Linked DNA regions of Homo sapiens: region 2 is linked to region 1. A link is a contact called in ENCODE Hi-C or POLR2A ChIA-PET data. All regions are on one chromosome and are shown on one strand. The core of a region is the stretch at or near the end of the contact, and the rest is flanking DNA. Distances in the headings are between cores, read along the strand shown. Region 1 overlaps RUNX3 (RUNX family transcription factor 3). Region 2 holds the start of RSRP1 (arginine and serine rich protein 1).

Region 1 (3,368 bases), core at 230-2,729:
GGTCCATCTGGGCCACTTCACCCCACAGGAGGCCACTTCTGGGAGCCCCCAGGCCACAGCCGGCTCTCTGGGTCCATCATTGGGCCCATCTGGGCCAACCTCAAGCTGTGGGGGCTGAAGAAACTGGAGGGACTCAAAGTCCAGCCCAGATCAACAGGACTCCTAGAGCCTCCAAAGCGGAATTCTGGAGTCCAGGGGCTCCCAGGCTGTGGAACTAAATGGCTTCCTCAATCTGAACTGGCTTCTACATGACCTAAGCTCTTGCTGGTGGCTCAGGGGACATGGGTGGGGCTGGGCCCAGGGTCCAGGAGGCCAGGGTTGTAAAACTATGAAAGTCAACCCTGCCTTCAAGCCAGGTACACCCTGTCCCAAAGCAGACGATTATGGGGTGTGGGGTCCTACTCCACACCTGGCACACGGCCGGTGCTCATTCAGCGTATGACCAAAAAGGGAGACTCAGAGAGGGACAGGGACCTCCCACTGCCACACGGCTCGGGAAGGGAAAACCTTCCCCACATCAAGACCTTTAGCTGGCCCTTTCGGGAATGAGTCACCTGAGGTTGGGAAGTTCTTCTTAATACCTTACCTGAATTCTTGCTGTAACCAAGGCAGCCTCTCCTCACCCTTGTCCAAAGGGGATGATGTCCACTCTCTCCACCTGCTGCCCAGGGATGCCGCCCCCTATTGCCACCTGCAGGCTGCTGTGGCTACTGCAGCACTTCCTCCCGCAGCCCTGGGACCTCAGGCAAGCTGAGACTTCTCGGGACCTTGAGTTTCCCCTTGGCAAGCTGGGTGTGCTGGTTCGTGCCTGCTAGGGTGCAGGTGATGGAGATTTGAGTCAGGAACTCTGGAGGGCACAGCTCCTCTCCGATCTGCTGTGGCACCAAAGTGTGCCTGGTGAGGAGTGCTACCATCCCCTACAAAGTGACCCCAAATAAATAGAAACAGTTTTGGCCATGTAGATGCCGTTTCAGGACCAACCCTGGCAGAGGCTGCCCAGAGCAGACCAACAGAGAAGTTCTGTAGCCACGGCTGAGGTCCTGTCCAGAGATGGACCTGCTGTCTTTTGGGTAAAAGGGGATGCCGGGCTAGGGAAATGGAAGCTTCTTGTTGGGAGCTGAGTTTCAGGCAGACCAACCAAACTGAGCAGGGCAAAGCTTTGGGAGTGGTTTTTGAAGTCGGTGGGCATCACTCAAAAATAAGGTCTGTTTTGTAAAAATTTCCCTTCACAAATCCCAACTGGCCAGGCTCTGGGCTGTGTGTTGGTACAAATCCCAAGTGGACCAGGCCTCCTTGCTGGCAAGGTGGGAGGGGGGCTGTCAAGCCAGGTCCCCACACCATCACACCCATGCTACCATTGTTGGGCTGTGGTCCCAGTTCAGCCATGGACAACCCCAGGGAGACATGGACCTTGATGACACTCCTTCTTTGCACCGCAGTTGTCTCATCTGCAAAATGGGGGCACTGAAGTTGCCGCTTACTCCCAATCCCCACTGCTGCTAGCTTGCCACAGATCTTGAAACACGAGCCTCAGAGGGGGGTTCTCACCAAGGCACTTGGACTCTCCCTCTGCCTCTGCCCCCTCCCGAAATGTGAATCTGAGGAACAGGCATAGGAATTCCTCCCAACACGGCTGGGAAGACTCACAGCCCGCTCATGATTGGTGGAAGGGTTGTGGCACTTTGAAGACCTATTTGATGCTCTCCTGGGGTCCCAGCCATACAGGAGCAGGCCTCACCGGCTGTCCTGTGGCCAGGGTGGTCTCTGCGGCCATTCCTGAAGAAGTTGGAAGCAAGGAGATGAAGGTGCTGGGTGTCTCTGTTCCTGTTCCTCCTGGGCAACAGCAGGAGGTCTCCATCCTCTCCCCCACCCCACCCCACCTCCATGCATAGCCCTAGAAACCGGGCACTGGACTCCTTCCACACATCTCAGAGTTATATTATTGTAACAAATCAGTCAAAATTCCATTTTACAGTTAAATAGTACAGAAGACAGTTTACTGTACAAGCAAGTTGTGCGTTAAAAACAAACACCAAGCAAACGATAGTGCAAAGCAGTTTCCACCCAGCTCCATCCTCTCGCCAGCTCTGGGATGGTTTTACATCAGATGAGTGCAGCAGGTGTCACACCTCAGCATGACAATATGTCACAAAAGATTGGTACCCACTACTGACAGGCTCACAGTAACACTATATCAAAACGTCTTCCTTTCCTCGTGCTTCCTACATCAGTGTGTTTGCCTAGTACAACTTTAACGCAGCCTTGTAAATAAGGACCTACTTTTACCAGCCCAGGCTGTCTGTACCCACTTTGGGCCTTACAGACTCAGTACGGCTGCCGTCACTTTTTGTCAGGGGATGGGGGATGGGGTAGGAAGAGCAATTTATTTACTATCCCTGCCTCTCCAGGATCAGGAAGGGTTAGTAATCTGGGATGAGACTACAAAGTGCTGGGCACTGGGAACCCAAAGGTGCCTCCCACGCTGACCTGGGACCAGCTATAACCAGAGAACAGGAGGGAAGAAACTACAAGGACAATGGATTCATAGCTGCTTCCTAAGAAGGCATGGAGAGGCCCCTTGGGTGCAGGGAGTCAGCAACTATTTTGAGGAGATGGAGACTGTTTTTCCAGTGAGGACAGGCCAAGAGAAACCGCAGCAGGAGGGAATGGAATAGGATCACCAGAAGGACTGCCTAACCTGCCAGTGTGTCTCTGGTGTATGGTTCTGGCCGTTGTGACAGGTTGGGTGGGGACAGTGCTCTCACAGAGACAACCAATGAAGAGCATTTTGTAGGGCAGATTTCTGCATCCACAGAGGCCGAGGCAGAAAGTTAAAATACCGCATGCTGCTAGCCTTTATGAGTTCCCTTACGCCTTTTCTAAGCCTTTCTAGGGCCAGAGAACTCTGATGTGAGAATCCATGCAGCCTGGCCCTTGGGCAAGCGCCCACTTTCCCATTTTGCAAAATTCAGGGGCAAGACTTCACCTCGGAACGCAGTGCAGCTGAGCTGCGGCTGGAGAGCCCTTTACAGTGCTTCTGTCCTGCCACGCACAGCCAGTACTCCCCACCTCTCACATCCTGCCCACCTCCGCCCAGCCTCCTGGACAGATGTCCTAGAGCCACAGAGGAGAGATGCCCAGCGTCTCATCAGCGTTTCCCTCGTCCTCCCAGGGGAGCCTGTGGTGCAGGCTGGTGGGATGCTGCCTGATGGGGAGTGTAGCCCCTTGAGAAAGTATTGAGACCCTAATAACCCCACACCCTCAGGAGGCAGCTGGGGGTCCGCGGGGGGGAGAGGGGGCGGGGATGTTGCTTATAATCACAGAGCTATCATAATCACGGAACTATACCTGTAAGAGACCTTGTGTTT
Region 2 (3,368 bases), core at 327-2,826, 350 kb after region 1:
TACACTACTAAAGTGTATTTCTACCACCACCCCCGGCTAATTTTTGTACTTTTACTAGATAGTGAGCTATGTTGGCCAGGCTGGTATGGAACGCCTGGCCTCAAGTGACCCACCCGCCTCCGCCTCCGCCTCCCCAAGTGCTGGGATTACAGAGGTGAGCCGCCGCGCCCGGCCTCCTAGGTCACTTAGGATACTCGACAATCCAATTTTATTCAGTAATAATGTCAACTAAAAGAAGGCGTGTTTTGATATTGTTCTTCCCAATCACGTTAACTTAGAACCTTTAACTTAATCATAACATTTAAAAGGCTCCACCCACTAAGAACAGTCAGCCAATAGGAAAAAAAGTTCCCTACATCCTGAGCCATTTAACATCCAGTTGACCTTTAACCCTAAAGAGAATGCTGTCCACTTAAATACAGGTAATGTCCTCCCTCTTTCCTCCAAAAAGATTTCGGGCACTAAAGGAACTAATATTGAAACTACACAGCAACGTTGGTTCCCTAGCCTACTCATATACTGCCACCATACATTACCACAAATGGAAAGGTAAATGACCCACCCACCTTTTTCACTTAAGCGAAAGGGGGTTCTGCTCCGCGACCTCGTCCTGGATCTGTCCCTCCATCTGCTGTGCTCCTCCGGGTACACTGTGCGACCAAAGCCGTAGTAGCGCTGTCCCCGCGCGATCGCGTACGCCCTTCCGCAGTACGACCTTCCCCGAGAGCGCGACCTGCTACGGGACCGGGACCGGTACCGCGAAGGAGACCGGTAGTATCTCCTGGTGAACCCGTAGCGCCTCTCTCGGTAACGGCGGCTGCGGGATCGCGACCGGCTCCGCGAGTATGACCGCGAGTAGCGCCTGTACTTCCGCTGGTGGCGCCTTCGGGAACGGGACCTGGACTTGCTCCTCCGACTCCTGGACGAAAACCGGCTCGAGACGCGGGAATGGGACCGAGAGCTTCTGGAAAAAGAGCGGCTCCTAGACCGCGACGACAGCCGGCTGGACCCGCCCGACCGCGAGGTCGAGGGCGAATCCTTCTCCTGCGGCGAGCCCGGCCACATGTCGTTCACGTAGTTGGACATCTTCACCTGCGGCTTTAGCCTGCGCTTTCTCCGGAAAGGATCCCGCAAGCCTCAACTCAGGACTTCCTAAAAAACCAAGAGAGAAAAAACAAGTCGAGTCGCGGAAGCCGGCGCCTGGCCACCCGGAAGCCACAGTCGGGGAACCTCCGGGAGGCGGAGCCACGGCGCGGGCGGCGACCGCCGCGACAGGAACCGAGCCCTAGAAACCCCGCTCGGCGCCCTGAGGCCGCGGCCTTGAAGCGAAACGCTGCGTTCCCCAAACGCGGGGCCCGGCACGTTTCCCGTCCCTCACTCCTGAGAGACCACTGCGGTGGTCCTGAGAGACCCCGTCAGCAGAAAACTTACCGCACGCCGTCGACGCCTCCCTCACGACTGAGAGAAAGGCTCAACAGACGCCTTCCTTTCGGAACGTAAGACGAAGTGGGGCTTTTAGTCCCTGCTTTCGAACGGCGAATTCCACAACCTCCACCTCCTACGTCCGGATGCGCACTGAGGGACTACGTTAGCAGACGCGTCAAAAGTACCAGAAGCTGGCCCCCGGCGCATGCGCAGAGATGTTCCGTGGTGGGCGCGGCTCTTCTCTTGCCCAACCACCGCCCTGCCTCCTCCCTCCCCAAGCCGCGCCCTGTGCCTCGAGCGCTTGCCTCCAGGGTGCGCATGCGCGATGGGGCTCCAGGGGGAGGTGTTTGATACATCAGGGTGTCCCGTTGCCCTTGGCTTCCCCCCTGATCTGAGATAATTGCGGGACCGACCCAGTCACCAGAAAACTTCGAAGATGGAACGGCCCCGCGTGGGGCTACACCAGGCTCTGGCCTCACTGCACGGGCGGGGCTGGACGTCAGTGCCGGGCGGGGAGTAGGGCCGGGAGAGGAGCGGCTGCAGGCTGGAGAGGGCTCGCAGCCGGGCTCGGAGCTGGGGCCGTCTGACGGGCTGGTGCCCACAGGGTCGTTGCCGCCACCCACCGGCAAGTCGCAGACCCGGCCTGAGCCTCCCTGGACCCTTCCTGGCCTCTTCCTCCTGTCCTAGGTACCGCGGCGCCAGGAGAAGGCGACCGCGTCCACACCCCGCCATGACAGAGAGGGGACCTCACCCTCCCCCGGAACACCCCAAGACCCCTGGAAATGCAGTATTAACGTAGAAAAGATGTTTTACTTCCATGTTTTGGCTAGGAAGGTAATAAGGTCGAGACAAAATAAAAAGACTCAAAACTGACCTTTAATCTGGGGATAATAATGAAGTCTGCGATATCTCTTCCAAAAACTGTGTTTGGTGTGAGTGTAAACAAAGGTGACTATTTTACTTCTAGGGATCTACAAATGGGATGCATTTCAAACACTTCTTGTAATAAAGCATAACAATTGCCTTGAAAATTGTGGGTTAATTGCCTTTTTTTTTTTTTTTTTTTTTGAGACAGGGTCTCACTCGCCCAGGCTGGAGTGTGGTGGGGCCATCACGGCTCACTGCAGCCCAGGCTCCCGAAGAGCTGGAACTACAGGCATGCACCACCATGCTAATTTTTGCACTTTTTTACCCACGGGATCTAACTGTGTTGCCCAGGCTGGTCTCCAACTCCTGGGCTCAAGCGATTCTTCCGCCTCAGCCTCCTGAAGTTTTGGGATTACAGGCGTGAGCCACTTTGCCCAGCCTATACACTTCTTTACAAGTACATTTTGACAAAAGCCACTTTCTTTAGAGGGAGACACAAACTCACTCATCTCTTGTTCATCTTCACCCCACATCTCCGCAGTTCATCCACATCTCCTGAGGATGCATCATGATGGAAGTAGTTCTTAAACAGTTTCTTCTCTAAATCTCAAGACAGTGAAGATACAATGCCCATCCATCAGAAACCTTTGCCGAAAGTTCTCATAAAGCTGTGTGAGTGGACAGAAAAATAACACGAGGCCAGTCGCGGTGGCTCACGCTTGTAATTCCAGCACTTTGGGAGGCCGAAGCGGGAAGATCACCTAAGATCAGGAGTTCGAGATCAGCCTGGCCAACATGGCAAAACCCCATCTCTACTAAAAATGCAAAAATTAGCTTGACATGGTGGCGGGCGCCTGTAATCCCAGCTACTCGGGAGGCTGAGGCAGGAGAATTGCTTGAACCTGAGAGGCGGAGGTTGCAGTGAGCTGAGATTGCAACACTGCAACCCAACCTGGGCAACAGGAGCAAAACTCCGTCTGGAAACAAATAATAATAATAACAACACGAGTTTCACATTTGACAAGTATAAAAATGATGTGTTGGGGAACTAAAGTATACTTACGATACAGTTTTGA

The links. A loop is a pair of places that touch in the nucleus more often than their neighbours do. ChIA-PET counts read pairs that join two places held with the same protein, here RNA polymerase II (POLR2A). Pooled maps may share reads with other maps.
Region 2: a loop to region 1 is called in a pooled map, with 2.8 times the contacts of the local background. The contact joins the promoter of RSRP1 here to the enhancer-like site in region 1. A Hi-C loop is called at or near these places in 1 of 50 pooled maps. POLR2A ChIA-PET finds 5 or more read pairs at or near these places in 3 of 52 experiments (HEK293T, RWPE1 and activated CD4-positive, alpha-beta T cell).

What each region holds. Positions count from the first base shown.
Region 1 is chr1:24,897,597-24,900,964 of GRCh38, forward strand. RUNX3 (RUNX family transcription factor 3) reads right to left here. Exons shown (of 5, transcript NM_004350.3): 5 at 1,915-3,368. Among named protein-coding and RNA genes, the nearest start is that of MIR6731, 20 kb to the right of the region's middle. RefSeq lists enhancers at 825-894, 2,985-3,034. Within about 2 kb of position 1,480, at least 3 of the 41 ENCODE cell types and tissues checked have a DNase peak (open chromatin) inside an H3K27ac peak, as active enhancers do.
Region 2 is chr1:25,245,878-25,249,245 of GRCh38, forward strand. RSRP1 (arginine and serine rich protein 1) reads right to left here and starts at 1,577. Exons shown (of 5, transcript NM_020317.5): 1 at 1,432-1,577; 2 at 567-1,152. The coding sequence starts at 1,086. RefSeq lists enhancers at 368-1,092, 1,093-1,817.